2 separate regions of the Homo sapiens genome follow, and region 1 is linked to region 2. The links are chromatin loops, found by intact Hi-C in ENCODE. Cell type or tissue: Caco-2. All regions are shown on one strand.

Region 1 (8,000 bases), 960 kb after region 2:
CGATGCCCCCTGGAGTTGTGTGAGCAGCAATACTGGCAACAATAAGAGCAAAGAGATGGAGCACTTATGAGCTAGGCATTGTCCTAGCCGTTTGACATGTATAACCTTGCCTAGTTCTTAACCCAACCTAAGGAAGAGGACACCCATTTTATAGATTATCCACATACTACAGATAAGGAAATAGAGGCACAGAGAGTTAAAATAACTTCCCCAGAGTCATGTTGCTACTTCTGTCCCCCAAGTGCAGAATAAGCTTCAGTCTGATGCAGAGTGAGAACCCACACTTTTAACCATTATGTTTCATCCACCATACTATTGTTGTGCTTGTTATTCTTATTTTTTTGACTGCCGCTTTCTTGTTTTCGACCCTCCTAGACTATATAAGCGCCTAGATCAGGGTCAGCAGACAGCCATGTCATACATGTATATTTAGGCTCTGGGTCTCTCAGTCTCAGTGGCAGCTACACAACTCTGCCCCTGTCGCGTGAAGGCAGCCATAGACAATGTATAAACGGATCAGTGCGGCTTGGTTCCAAGAAAACTGTATTTATGGATACTGAAATTTGAATTTCATATAATTTTTATGTGTCATGAAATATTATCCTTTTGATTTTTTCCAACCATTTAAAAATATAAAAACCATTCTTGGCTCCCAATCCATATGAAAACAGGCAGTGGGCCGGATCGGGCCTGTGGGCTGTAGTTTGCTGACCCCTGTCTTGGTGTGCGGGGATATGGAGCGTGATGTATTTATTTTAATCTGTGCCTTCTTAGGATTAGACTCGGTCCTGGCACTAAGTTGCCATTCATAAACGCTGATTGAATGAATTACTGTATACTCTTTCAGGTGTGCTGGATGACTTGGGGACACTGCTGCTTTTTGAGGAAAGAGTAAAAATTTTTCTGAGCAAGGGATGAGAATCCAATCTTTGTGGCAATGGCTGAGGAGAGGGCGGGAGCCTCCCTCTTGTGGGTCTTCATGGATGTTTGTAAGAGTAAAGAGAATTTTCATTTTTATGTAAAGTGTAGAGATCTATTTTTCACAAACAGACCTACAGAACGTGATTTGTAATAGGAAACAGATTTCCCTCCCCTTAAGATAAATGGAATGTCCCCACCTCCCAAACTGAGAAGAGAATTGTTTCCTCCTTGCAAAGGAAACAAATTGGATTCTCAAAGGAATAATCAGAAGTTTTAAAAATTGTCATAATAAGCAAGATATGGTTTCATGGATGATGAAAGGATGTTTGTCTTCGTTGGGAGTGGACATGAAGTTTTGGTTGGAGAGGCAGTTGGGCCCTTCTCCCTCCCTAATTCCTGCCCCTTGGCATTTTATCAGTGCCACATGGGAGAAGTGGCTTCTGCCTGAATGGGGTTGGTGGTCCCACTCTGGTCCCACTGTCAGACTGCATTCTCTTCCTTTCCAAATCTTCATCACTCTACTGAAGTAGGTCCCCATTCCTCAGCCAAGCTTCCTGACAGCTGCAGTTCATTTTGATCCATGGGAGAGGGTATTACAGATGGGAGAGTTGCCTGAGCAAAGTCATGGGGCTTGGAATGAGCCTGGTGAGTGCAGAGGATCTGCCTGGCTGTTTGGGGACACATTTCTAGGCAGCTGGGGCATTAGTTTGAGGCCTCTCATGTCAGTAAAGGTGGAGAACCATAGAGAGTGGAGGAGCCCAGTGCTAAGCACCTGGCCAAAGACAGCATCAGCTGTGTCTTGGGCCAAGGCCGGTTGCGTGGAGTCAACAAGAGTTGGTATATAAGTCAGAGTGGTTAAGGAGAGGGAGGACCTGCAGTCATTGGATCCAAAGGGTTTACCTCCCTAGTTCTTCCCTGGGTCCTGGAGACATGAAGGTGAACCCCCACAGCCCTTGCCCTTATTGCTTACAGGCTAATAAAGGAGACAAGCTGGGCACCTTCAAGTCCCTGAGAGTTTAGAGCAAAGAGCAGGGAGCTCAGACCATCCAGGCCTGTCCTCCAGAATCATTACTCCGTGGATAATACTTTGAAGATGTGTGAATTGGGGCAAGTTATTTAACCTCTCTGGACCTCACTTTCCCATAAATACTATTTTTGGCTTTCATAATAACATACGATGATGGTGATAATAAGAGTGTCCCCCTTATAGGATTCCTGTAATATTTCAGGGGAGATGAACAGTGCCTGATATGACATGATAAATCAATACGTGGGAAAACCATTATTAATTGTTATTTTTATAGTTTTCCAGCAGTACAACTTTTTAAAAAATTTATAAAATGCTTTGTCTTGCATTGGCTCACTTGAGCATCTCAAAAACCCTCTGAGGTTCTGCAAGTGCTGCTAACCCATTTTGCAGATAAGGGTGGTTTGCCCAAAACACACGAGTAGTAATGAAACTGGGACTGGAGGCCTGATGCTACAGCTGCTGTCCAGTGTTCCTCAACTCCGTGCCCTGTTGCCTTCTCTCATGGATATGGGGGCTGTGTCTGCTCTGTGGGTGATGCCCAGATGTGTAAGAAAGGTTCTCTGCTTTCAAGGAGTTTATATCTCATTCAAATTGGAAGAGCCTTGATCTGGAAATTGGAGAGTTCCGCCTGCAAGTGAGGGCCACTTCTGCTGTCTCCAGCAAGGAAAGACAGGCAGGAAAATGACTGGGAGTCTTATGTGGTGCCATCAGATGACATTCAGAATTTCCTTGGGTCGAACCTGCAGAGACCTGTCTCTGATTTCCTGCGTGTCACTCGGCAAATTCCCTCCATGTGTGAAATGAGCAATGAAGCTAACTCTCTGGTGCATGGTGTTAGCACCAAGTTGCATCACATTCCCCCCTCCGCCACTCCTCCTTCGCAACAGACCTTAACGTTATTCTGTGATTACTTCGCATCATCCTTCCCAAATGTGCATCAAATTAAAGAGTTATTAGGGCATGGCAGGACATGTTTATGGGGAAGAATTTCCTTTAAAGTCACAGCTCAGCCTGAACTCACTTTATTAGTGTTTATACAAAGTATGTAGCCTGTTCCAATGCAGTCCATGTTTATATTCCTGCAGCAATCATTGCATTCCTTGGGCTGTTCCTTCGTTTTCTTAAAGTGATTACTGCACCTATGTTAAAAGTTAATAGTGTATGTGCTCTGTGACTGGTTGGACTTGGGAGGTGGGCACCATTCAGAAAATGACACTTAACCAAGATGTGTCCTGCAAATAGCCATAGACTTAGAAGTGGTCTTCAGCCCAAGTGGACAGGAAGAAGGTCTCCTTAAGAACAAAGACATGGTGGGCAACCAGGCCCCATATGAGTATTTCCATTGTCACCCACTCCTGTTGCCGATATTTTGTGGCTCAAGCTGGGAATGACCATTTGTGTTGATCTGATCTTTGCCTGTTTCTGTGGTATAATTATTAATGACTTCCCCTTTAACTCACAAAAGTATTCAAGTTTGGATAATCATATGGTCATTCCAATTCTAACTGATACCCAGATTTACTGGTATAAGTGAAGTACATCAACTTTAGATCTCAAGCCATTGTCAATTAAGGGCAAATGTAACTCAGTTAAAACTGTCAATAAAGAGCTCAAGTTAACATCAGTCATTCAACAGATATTGATTTGTGCCTTTCATGTGCCAGGTATTGTGCTGAGCCTTAGGGATTCAAACATAAATCAGATATGGCCCTGGAGCCCAGTAAGTTGGAGCTTATTAGTTTAGCTAAACTTTTTGAGTATGTTACTAAAATTCTCTGACCAGGTCATTTCAATTTCTCTTTCACCCTTTAGGACTCTATATTTACTTGCTGCAAGTTGATTGCTAAATTTTCAGCCACTAATCCTTGTTCATTTGGTACTTCTCAGCTTGTGACCATAGACAGGTGTCTTAATCTCCCTGTGCCTCTATTTGTTCAATCATAAAATGGGACTAATAAGTAGCATCAACCTCATAGGCTGGTTGTGAGGATTAAAAAAGGCCCCAAATGTGAAGTGTTTAGCATAGTCCTTGGCACATGGTAAACACTCATTGTAGATTGGCTCCTGCATAGTAAATAGCAGAAAGTTATTTGGACCTTAATGTTGGTTGGGTGCAGCATTTGTACCTCTATTGACCGGAGTTAAGTGGCCTTCTTAAAAACATTGCTTAAGGTAATATGTGTTAGGATCCAAAGCCAGTGAGAATTATTGTGACCCTAGGGGATCAGTTTATTTTCCTCCTTTTAAAGATGAGGAAGGAAAATTTTACAAAGTCATGCTCTGGATTATCATGGATGAAGATCATGGATGCTTAACTTGGGCCATTCTTTCCTACTATGCCGTATTGCTAGGTGTATCAGTTAGCATAGACAAGGCTAAGCTGCAGCAACAAATAAGCCCAGATATATCAGTAACAAAACAATATAAAGCTGTATTTCTTCCTCTTCCTCCCACCCACCCAGTCCAGTAGAGCTGGTCTGGGTGGTGGTAGGTGGCTTATGATCCATATTGTCACTTAGGAACCCAGGCTGCTTTCCTCTGGGGGACCCCTCCATTTATGACACATGATCTCTACATGCCATGAAGACAAGAAAGGGAAGGAGAGTGTCATGCTTGCAGGATGTTTTATAGCCTTGCCTGGAAATGGCACGTATTATTTCCACCCACATTCCTTTTCTTCAGAAATCAGCCACATGGTCCCACTTAGATTCAAAGGGCACAGGAAATTTAATCTTGTTGTTTGCCTAGGAGGAAAATGGAACAGTTTGGTGAACACAGAGCACTATCCTTGCCATACCGTATTCCCTACATTTCTTGCCACATTTCCAAAGGTTGGCCCCAGTCTCTTCTAGGATTTGTTTCCTGCCTCCCGGTGATTGGAGGAGCCATTTTATCATGTGCTCTCCTATGCAGTGCAGGGAAGTGTTTTGAGAACAGGCCTTGCAAGGAGTTTGGAAGGGTTTGAGATTTCTGGGCATGATAAGGGAAATAAAAGGTGAAACTTTTGGACTGATAGTCGCCACCTGGAGGTTAGTGCTGAGAAAAGAATACGTTGCCTTAAGTCATTACAGGAAGAATTTAGGAAGAATTTTTTATTTCTGAGTGTGTTGGCTGGGTTGTCCTCTGTGTGACAGGAAGGAAGCACTGTCTCTGCAGATGCTTTGATGTGCCTGAAGTGGATGAAGGAGATTTGGGGTGGAGCTGTGGATTTGACCAGGTGCACCTTTGTGTTAGAAGCACGGAGGTCCTGCCAACATCATCATCTTACTTGTGCTCACATTTTGCCTGAATAATAATCAGCCAATTGATGGTTACTTCTTGAGTACTTACTGCATGACCAGCCCTGGGCTAGAATCACTTTATACGTATCATCTCATTTAATTCTTGCAGTATCCTAGGAGGTAGGTACTGTGATTATGGCCATTTAAGATGGAGAAACAGAAGCTTAGGGATGAGTTAAATAACCTGCCTAAAATCATGCTCTATTTGCTAAGATTTGAGCCCAGGCTATCTGATTCTAGGGCCTGCCACCTTAAGCGCTATGTTTGGCAGCAGGGATCTCAAACTCTGATGCGAAAAAAGATTAAGCAGGTAACTTGAGTGAGGGAATTGGATCAGGTGGACTGGTGAATTGCAGGCATGTACCTTATGCAAAGTGGGCAATTGCCTCTTAGTACCAGCTTATGATGGCCACTAAAATCCATTGTTATTTGATGGACTGACCTTTGGAGACAAGCCAGAATTGTAGATTTGTATTTGAAATGCTCCCAAATTGGCAATTAATTTGCATATGTGAAAATCACAGTGAGAACCAGACTACGCAGGTCTGCAGGCCAGAACTCACCGGTGGGCTACCAGTTTGCAAGTTCGTCTCTGCTGTTCCCAGTAAAGAGCTAGTTGTACGTTTTGTTTGTTTGTTTGTTTGTTTGTTTTTGAGCATGGAGCTGAACTGAGCAAAACAGGGGCAGGGAGTCCTCCTGGTGCAAGGGATGAAGGAAAAGAGACCCCATGCCCAATACTCCTCTTTACATGCCCTCACCATGACCACATCCAACCACCCGGGTTGCCCCTCTGTTTGGCCCATTCTTCTCCCTGCAGGTAGCTGTCTGCACAGGGCTGGCTGCAAGCTTTTGCAGGTGTAAAATTATATATGCGAGAGTGTTGCCAAGCCAAAAATTTAGCCCAGAGAGGCTTAGTTCCCAAACAACTGAGGTAGTGTGAAGCCAGTTTTTAAAATCAAATTCAGCTCATTTCTTTCCCAAATGCGTGTATGTTTTTAAACTTGCATGTGGTTATGTAACAGATGAGAACGAAGTGCAAAAATCAGAATAGTTAATAATGCCTCCTGTGGTGTGAGTCTGGAGAGGTAAAGCATGAGATGGGAGCCCTATAAGGGTGGCCCAAAGGGAAACACTGCTCTCCTTGACCTGGTAGGAAGGTGATTTGATGGTTTTCAAACACATGCTGTTTCTCTCTTTCATCAGGGTAGCTGGGTGGGTGGCATTAGGTCCTTTGGACTGGGGAGAGGAGACAGAGGAAGACACCCATTAGGACCGCCTGATGTGAGCAGTTTCAGAGGTCTGCCCTTGGGCTCATCAAAAAGCATCTTCCGGCCAGGCACGGTGGCTCACGCCTGTAATTCCAGCACTTTGAGAGGCTGAGGTGGGTTTGAGGTCAGGAGTTTGAGACCAGCCTGGCCAACATGGTGAAACCCTATCTCTACTAAAATTAGCCAGGCATGGTGGTACATGCATGTAATCCCAGCTACTCGGGAGGCTGAGGCAGGAGAATCCCTTGAACCCAGGAGGTGGAGGTTGCAGTGAGCCGAGATTGCACCACTACACTCCAGACTGGGAGACAGAGCGAGACTCTGTCTCAAAAAACAACCCCCAAAACCAAAAAGCATCTTCCTTTGGCTAAATGGCTAAAATTCCAGAGTCTTGAATGGCTTAAACTCTGCATGGTCACTTTATCTATGGGGAGAGTCTTAGGTTAACTGGACTCCTTTTTTCAGTGGTTTTTTTTGGAAGGTAGGAGGTATATTGAATAATACATGTTTACTCCAGAAAACATTGATAATACTGATAAGCAAAATGTAAAATGTTTAAAAAAAAAAAACCCCGTTTCTCCACCCCGAGAAACCTAGTGTACATTTTTCTGAGTGTCTCCATGAGGCCTTCATCCAAGGTGTCTGGAGGAAGTTGGGGAGTATCCTCTTCAAGGTCCTTTGGGAGACAAGGCAGACACACAGGAAACAGGCAGCAGCAAGGCAACGTGATGAAAGACCAAAATGAGTTGTGCAGAGAGAGGGTAAATGATCCAGAAGTTCAGAAGTTCAGGGAAGGGAGAAGCCAGCACGAGATGGAGCAGCTGGGGGAGGCTGCAGGGGGAGTGTGGGGTGTCTGTGCTATGGCAGCCCTAGCACACAGATACGCCCAGAGAAAGCCTGAACGTTGGGCGTATCTGTATGCTAGGGCTGCTGTAACAATGTACCACAAACTGGGTGCCTTACAACAGCAATCATCCTTTCAGACTTCTGGAGCCTCGCAATCTGAAATTGAGGTGTCATCAGGGCCAGGCTCCTTCTGAAATCTGCAGGGGAGGGCCCTTCCTTGCTCCTTCCTGGCTCCTGGGCTTGCCAGCAGCCCTTGGCATTCCTTGGTTTGTAACTGCATCACTCCAGTCTCTGCCTCTGTTGTCACACGGCACTATACCTGCATGTCTGTCTCGTCGTCTTTTTATTATTTTTCAGAGACAGGGTCTTGCTCTGTCACTCTGGCTGGAGCAGTGCAATCATAGCTCACTGCAGCCTCTGCCCCCCTGGGCTTAAACAATCCTGCCACCTCAGCCTCCTGAGTATCTGGGACTATAGGCAAGTACCACCATGCCTGGCTGGTTTTCTCTTTTGTAGAAATAGGGTCTTGCTATGTTGCCCAGGCTGGTCTCAAACTCCCTTCTGGCCTCAAGTAATCCTTCTGCATCAGCCTCCCAAAGTGCTGGGATTATAGGTGTGAGCCACTTTGCTCAGCCCTGTCTCCTCTTCTAATAA
Region 2 (8,000 bases):
CCTCCTGAACCTGACTTTGTACAACCCTGTGTGCACTAATTTGGGAGGCAGCAACATAAGCATGTGTTGGATCATTACCTGGGGAGCATGACCAGCATTTGAAAGATTAAGCAGATTCCTGTGTACCCGAACAACTATTGCGTTCACCAAAGCCAATCACTTAAAGGAAGCAAGAAGCAAGCTGACTTCTGCTACCCTGGTGTGAACTAAAAGCTTCAGTGTCTGCCCACTGTCTTCTTCGAGTAGCTGATGTTACATTATCCAGAGTCATTTTTTTTTCTTTAGGAGAAACACTTCTGAAATATAGAAGGATGTTATTAATGAACATCCATATTGCTCCTACGTTAACTGAAGCATTTTCACTTCTAATTAAGAAATTACAGTTCTGTATCAATATTTCCCTCTGAACAGGGTCATGAGATGTAATATAGGACACCCAGTTAAATTTGAGTTCCAGAGAAACAACAGATTTTTTTTTTAGTATAAGTATGTCCTGAATGTTATATGGCCCCCACTTATACTCAAAATGTATTCGTTGTTGATCTGAGATTCAAATTTAATGGGAAATCCTGTATTTTTATTTGATAATCTGGCAACTCTCTACCCAAAACACTTCAACCCTGAAGAAAGAAAAGCAAACAGTGTGAAACCTTGTAGATTCAGTAGATACGAAAGCCAAGAGAATGTTGAAGTTTTCCACCGTGATGTCCAAAATAATAAAACAGATAAACTTACTGTGCCAGAATCTGGCTCTCCTCCTCCGTCAGCATCCCTGGAATGCAAGAGAGAAGCTAGGTTTTTGAGACAGCAGATGGAAGGAAGCTGACAATATTCAACATGGCACTGTGTTTTGACAGTTGCTTGCTATGCCTTTTTGTCTGAAAACTCTTTGTGCTTGGCTTTTTAGAAGATGCCTTCATCCGGCAAGGCATATTCATGACACAATTTGTGTTAATTTCCAGAGATCCACCAATCAGAGAATACCTGTCTGTTCCAAAATAAAATATGTTTCTAATTCTCTCATGTCAGGCATCCATTCCCCCACAATACCTCCTCTGATTATTAAAGACATAGATCCTGGTGGATGTCATTTCCCTCTGGGCATTGCCCCACACCCCCACACTGTGCCCTCATCAGCATCCAGGCAATGAAGAATGAGCGTCTTTATCAAAAGACGTATTGTGTTCATGAAGTCAATTCCTATAGAATATAAGGGTGTACTCACGTTTTGTTATGAAAAAAAAGAATGCATATGTGCATAAGAGCAAATTTGGAAGCGTATCTACGAAAATGTTTACAAGGATTATTAACATTAATGATAATGAGATTTATTTCTTCGTGATTATTTATTTAGCCTAGTCATAATTTTAACCCCTGTCAGGTGATTTCTCAGCATGATACATCAATCACTTTAAAGCACAGCGTCTCAGACTCTGCAGTGCACAACTTAGGGAGCTTGTGAAAATGCAGATTCTGGGGCCCACCTCAAAGACTCAGCTTTAGTGAATCTAAGGTGAGGCTCCCTGAATCTGCATTTGTAATCCCCTGCCCTCCCGACTCCTTCTATTTTAACCTAGGAAGTCTTTGGATCATGTTTGAGAAACACTGGCTGGCAGCTTACGAGGATACGAAGACTCAATGTCTATATTCTCTAAAGTGAGAAGAAGGAGATGGGCATCCCAGCTTCAAGTTCTTTCTAATTTAGGTCTTTGTTTCTTCTATTTCCTAGTAATTTGTTTTATTTTTATATTTATTTATTTATTTATTTGAGACAGAGTCTTGCTCTGTTGCCCAGGCTGGCGTGCAGTGGTGCAATCTCGGCTCACTGCAACCTCAGCCTCCTGTGTTCAAGCAATTCTGCCTCAGCCTCCTGAGTAGCTGGCATTACAGGCATGCTCCACCACGCCCACCTAAGTTTTGTATTTTTAGTAGAGACAGGGTTTCACCATGTTGGCCAGGCTGGTCTCAAACTCCTGACCTCAGGTGATTCTCCTGCCTCAGCCTCCCAAAGTGCTAGGATTACAGGCGTGAGCCACCACACCTGGCTGTATTTTATTTTTTGATCTCTAGTTTCACTTGCAACCATAATGGAAAGTCTAATGCTAACATCTGAGATGTTAGATGATTTGTAAAATATTTATGTTTTTATATGTAAATTTCCATACTCAAAAACCCCCTGTACTCCTGCCTCTACTCCCACTGCCCTGGTCCTGCCCTGTGTTACAATAATGTCCTTCCTGTCTGCTCCCACCACCTACCATCTTTGTCCCTAAGAGCCACTGTATATGCTCCAGCCTCTAGTGGGATGAGCTTTTTAAAATGTAAATGGAATTGTGTCTTTCCCCTGCTTTAAAGCCTCCCAGGGGTTTCCCTTAATGGAATAAACACTACACTCCTGACCCTGGTCCGTAAGGCCCCACAGCTCCAGTCTCCCTTCCCCTCACTCTCCTCTCAGGCCTGGCACAGGCCAGCGGTTGTTTGGAACCTGTTTCCTTCTGAGCTTGCCATGTTGGCTCCTTGTTTTGCTTTAGGGTTCAGAGAGGCCTTACTCTGATATCGCCCCATCCTCTCTCCCAGCCCCTTCTGTGTTTCCATGCAGTACTTGATATAATTTGTTATGCTTTATTTATGTTTCTGTTTACTTTTTGTTTTGGTTTTGACCTGTCTCTTTCACTGTAATATAGTTCCTGTCAAGGGCAGGAACCAAGGGTCTAGTTCACTGTTATCAACGCTGTGTCTAACACAATTCCTGGCACATGGTAAATGCTCCATACAACCTTGTTCAGTAGCTGAATGAATGCAGTGGTCCCTGCTATAGTGGTATCCTGGACAGTTGGAGACACCCAGATGCAAATTACCCCCAGATGCCCTGATGGACTCAACAAAGCTCTGAGGGCAGAAGTCACACCTGCATGCCTTCTAGGTCCTCTGAGAGAAGGACAGACAGCCCCCATGGTGGCCAGGGAGAATGTGGGGGAGTGACAGCAGTCTAAACTAAAGGCATTCTCCTTTCATTCCATCTGCTTTCTGATTCTGTGGCACAGACCAGAGATCCAATAGAGCAGTGGCAAGCCGATTCAGTACTGTTCCAGAAGGCCATTGCAGGCCTGGAAGCTTCCACACAGCCTCATGTGGGAGGGATTACCCAACCCCGGTTTCTGATAAAAGAACTATCTCAGCTGTGGATCATCATTTGAATAAAAATCAAATGACTTAGGATCTGTCCAAAATGAAGAATGTTTTAATACTTTGTGTGTAAAAACACTGATATTTTGCTTCTTTTTTATTAAACAGATTTTATTATTTTTCAGAATCTTGTCAGCATAATCATTTTATGGGTGGATGAAATATTCAGCCCTGCTGCTGCAGGAGTTCTTTCACAGCAATTACCTTGTGGCACTTTTGCTGTAATTAGGTTTTCGCCTAGGATTTTTCCCTGGGTCTGGGTAATAAATGAAATATGACCAGAATTTAAATTTGTCAATTACAAGCAAGTGTAGTGCGTAAACACACAACAGAGCCATGAATTCCAAACCACAGGCTGTTGCTGGGGGCCAGATGCTCGGAAAATTAAAATGGAAATAAAACTACTGACTGGAAAACGAAAAGTGGCCCCCAAAGAAAGCAAATCTCCCCTAACACTCATGCGTGATTCTACCCAACTGTGCGAGCTCTTGACTACAAATTCTTAAGCGTGAAACTGGCAACTCAAGAAACAAGCAGGGATTTGCATTAAAACCGTCTACGCAGGGCTCTGATCTCCTGCCTTATGAACTCCTGTTTCTTGAGGCCAGATCAAACAGTTTTTGGACATAGTGGGCCAGGGTTCCATGATGGTGATGTTCTCTCCAAGCTGCTCAAGGACTGCCAGAGATTTGGGCACAGGATCGGCTATCTTTCAGCAGCTGCTGTTTTCGCTGACCTGACTTCAGTAATTGCTCCTATGGGGCCCTCTGCTGGCCATCTTTTGCAGAAAGGGAAATCTTAGGGATCTGCACTGTTGGAGACTTTGACAAATAATGTTTCATTAAAACAACCACCAAACAAAAACACACTTTTTTTTAACTTTCATATATAAGAAGCCCTAGACAAGGGAAAAGGAAGTCACAATTTTATAAACTTCCCAAGTGCCATGCATTTAATATTCATACAACAAACCTTTCTTGAGCATCTGTTGTGTATCAGACACCATGCTAAGTTTGAGGCATGTAGGGGTGAGCCATGGAGCTCATGGTCTGGTGAAGGAGACAGACTGGAATCCACACATCACACAAATGCATATTAAGTGAGGATTCAATTAGAAGCTATCAAGGAAGGAAGGATGTCCCAGTGGGGACGGTGACACGGCTGGGGCAGCTTTCAGGGAGGGCTTCCCTGGAAAGGGAACATTTGGGCTGAGATGAGAAGGAGAAACGAGCATGATAGGCAGAGGGAACAGCATATTTCAGGCCCTCATGTCAGGAGGCATCCTGGCAGATGGGAGAGCTTGAAAGAATGTCAGCAAGGCGGGGATGCAGGGAGTGAGGGGGAACCCAGGGTGAGATGAGGCTGGAGAGGGAGCAGGGGCCAACCATGCTATGCAGAGGGTTACATTCTCTCTCCTGATGCCTGTAGGAAGCCACTGAAGGGTGTTAAGCAGGTGACGAATGGGAGGTAGTGGGTGGTATGCTCATAATTGGAGTTTAAAAAGGTGATCCTGGCTTCACAATGGAGAACAGATTGGACAGGAGGAAAGAATAGATATGAGAAGTCCAGTTGGGAGTGTATTGCAGTCATCCATGGGGAAGATGATGGGGCCTTGTTTAACATGTTGGCAGAAGAGATGGAAATGACATTACAGAAATGTTTAGAAGTAGAATCAGCACAGACTCCGTGATAGGTGACACCTGGTGATGGAAGAATGGGATGCTAAGCATGGCCTATATGATCTCATTTAATTGTGAGAGCCTTGGAAACAATTCATATTCCCATTGTATGCCTGAGGAAATTGAGACTCAGAAAGACTCAGGGTTGGACTCCAGATTACTCAGCTGGGAAATGGCTGGGCCTTATGCCTTATAAACCAAAAAGTATCTGAGACAGATCTCAATCAGTTCAGAGGTTTATTTTGCCAAGGTTGAGAACACAATGGGGAAAAAGAGACACAAGCCACAGTCGGATCTGTGGCCCTATTTCTTCCAAAGAGAATTTTGAGGGCTTTGATATTTAAAGGGGAAAATGGGTAGGATGAGAAAGGGGAAAGAGAAAATAAAGGGAGGATATGGTCACATTCCACACGTTGTAGTGAAAAGGAGGGGGTAGAGGAAATAGTCAATTATATGTTTGTCTCATGCTCAGTAAATCTGCACTTTACATAAGATAAAGTAAACATGGAGTAGAGGAAGCAGTCAATCAAATGCACATTTGTCTTGGGATGGGGAGTGGGGACAATTTCTAGTCTCCTCTTGTCCCATACCCATGAAGATAAGCTGTTGATTTACATTGTCAGGGTGAGGAAGGCCTTCTGTGGAGACATGCAACCTTCTATCTGTAGCTATCAGTTTAGAAACAAAAGCAAAGGCAGGTCTTTTTGTTTTTTGTTTTTGCTTTTGTTTTTTGTTTTTGTTTTTGTTTTGTTCATGACTCAGATTCCAGGATGAGCCCTTTCCCTTTGGCACAGTGAATTTGGGGCCCTGAGATCTTATTTTCCTCTCACAGCCTTCTATTCCTCCATATTGTTTCTAGGGTTGCATAGGACATTTGCTTAGAAACTCCTCTCCCTACATCTTGTTATCTATCCCCTCCATTCTTGAGACTACCTCGAATGGTTTGCCATGTTTGTTTTCCAATCTGCCTCTCCCACTAGACCGAGCTTGTTGAGGCCTGCAGTTGTGTCTAGTTTGCCTCTGTTCTGCAAGTGCTTAGTTCCGTGCCTGGCTCACAATGAGATTACTTGCTGAGTGATTGAGAAACTTTCACCAGTCTCCGAAAGAAGACAGACATTTAGAGGGCAGGGTGGTTTAAATTTTTCTCACTGGCCTAATTCTCTCTTGTACCCAGACCACAGTTTTGGGATTTAGGCCGGAATGCCCAAAAAGGACTTTTAAGAAGGAACTGGAAGTTTCTAGAAACCTAGTGTGGCCAAAACAAAACAAACAAACAAACAAACAAAAAACAGGCTTTAGAATCATGAGGCTCTGGATCTAAATCCTAGCTCCTCAATTAATGAGGTGTGCATCCTCGAGTTACTTATCCTCTGTAACTCTTCAGTGTCCTCATGCATAAAATGAGGATAATTTGAGTAGCTGTATTTAGTTAATAGGGCTGTTGGGAGGATTGCATTTGATCTGTGCAAAGGGCTTGGCACATTAATATATAAATTTCCTGTTTTTGTAGAAAAGAAGGATAAGAATGCTTATGGCTAGCCAAGAAAGTGGATGGGGCTGGGAATTTGTCTCCACTTGACCTTAAAGTTTCCCTCACTTACTGACTCCTCTTCTTGTGGTTTATTCTGGAAGGAGGAAAGAGGAAGTTGGCTCTCTGGGGGTCCTCAACAAGCTGACAGATGTCCCCTAAGGCAGCTTTCAACAGAGAGCTCTTTATTATTATTATTATTATTATTATTCTTTGTGATTTACAGTGTGTGTCTACGAGCCTCTGGGCACAATCATGGAGCAGGAATGGAACTAATAAATTGGATCTGTTTCCAGCTTAATTCATGGCTCTGACAAAATTAGAAATGGAGACAGATGGGAGAGCCTAAACACAAAAAGTGTCCCTAAGCCTAGGTTCTCAGGTGCACGAGACAGCAGGCAGAACACTCTCCGGCTAGAACTGCAGTTGGTGCAAGACAGATCACATAGATGGAGGAGAGGAGACTGTGGACACCCCAGAAAGCCACAAATCTTTCCATTCCAAAACTGTTTGACTTAGGGATCCAGGCCTCTGGGATAATATACGCATGGGTTCAAATCCCAGCTGCACTGCCTATTTCTATAAGCTCGAGCAAGTGGCTGAAGATCACACAGCTGGCTATTGCAGTACTGGCTTCAGATGCAAGTCTGATCCCAAACCTGTGGCTTTTAACCATTATATGTACTATGTTGTTTATGAACATAGTTTGTCATATTATGATTGCACAACTGTGAATTAATTCCTTCAAATCAATACATTGTATTCGGAAGGAACTCAAGAAATACATGCTGAAAGTTTTGCTTAGATTATTTTCCCCCTGAAATTCCCTTGCTCCCTCAATTCCCAACCACAAAACAATTATAATGATCACTGGAAAAAGCATTTTAGAGAAATGCGTCTTAAGATCTTCATGAATTACTAAATTCACAATGTAAAGATAGATATCCTGGCTGTCTCTCAACTCTTATTTTCTTCCAAAGCCATGAGCTCTCTGGGCAAACCCTCATGTCATGTATTAACTGCTGCCTGTTCTTTTCCATTATCCTAGGCCCACTTGTCACAAACTAACAGGATGTTGATTTCCCTAGTGGCTCCATAGGTGCTGCAGGGTCAAGTGGGGGTGAAATGGGAGAGTGGGCAGTGGTGGGGCTCCCTCCCTTCCCCCATCCCAAGGGCAGCAGGATTCAAATTCTCACGTCAGCCAGGTGCCAACTGGCCAGGCCACTCATTAACCTTTGGGGTGCTTTCCCATAGTCAAAGCCAGCACAAAGCCAGCAAATGCCAGGAGCCCGCCACAGTATTGCAAGTCCCCCAAGGGCCATTCCTCCACCAAGGCCAGGCCCCATCCTTGTTGGGTCACAAGCACCCTCTTAACATTTCCAGGCTTATATTTTATCATAGTCAATTTATTATTATTATTATTATTATTATTATTATATATTTTTGCGATGGGGTCTCACTCACACCCAGACTGGAGTGCAGTGGAGTCATCATGGCCCACTGAAGTCTCAGCCTCCTGGGTTCAAGTGATCCTCCCACCTCAGCCTCCCGAGTAACTGGGACCACAGGTGCGCACCACCAAGCCCAGCTAATTTTTTTAGTTTTAA

What was found. Hi-C counts contacts between places; a loop is a spot of excess contacts. Peaks named below come from ENCODE experiments on the same cell type or tissue, not always from the same donor. Only the 100,000 strongest peaks of a DNase experiment are listed, where the experiment ranks them.
Region 1: a loop joins it to region 2, with 7 times the contacts of the local background. A loop is called at or near these places in 2 of 110 quality-filtered maps.

Annotation. Positions count from the first base shown.
Region 1 is chr5:169,263,040-169,271,039 of GRCh38, reverse strand. All of the region lies in intron 1 of SLIT3 (slit guidance ligand 3), which reads left to right. MIR585 (microRNA 585) reads left to right here and starts at 7,346; the gene lies at 7,346-7,439. In Caco-2, a CTCF peak has its summit at 4,972 (motif pointing left); no DNase peak of the experiment used is centred here.
Region 2 is chr5:170,221,984-170,229,983 of GRCh38, reverse strand. No RefSeq gene overlaps it. Among named protein-coding and RNA genes, the nearest start is that of C5orf58, 7.0 kb to the left of the region's middle. In Caco-2, a CTCF peak has its summit at 3,930 (motif pointing left); a DNase peak (open chromatin) is centred at 3,923; H3K27me3 peaks cover 328 bases.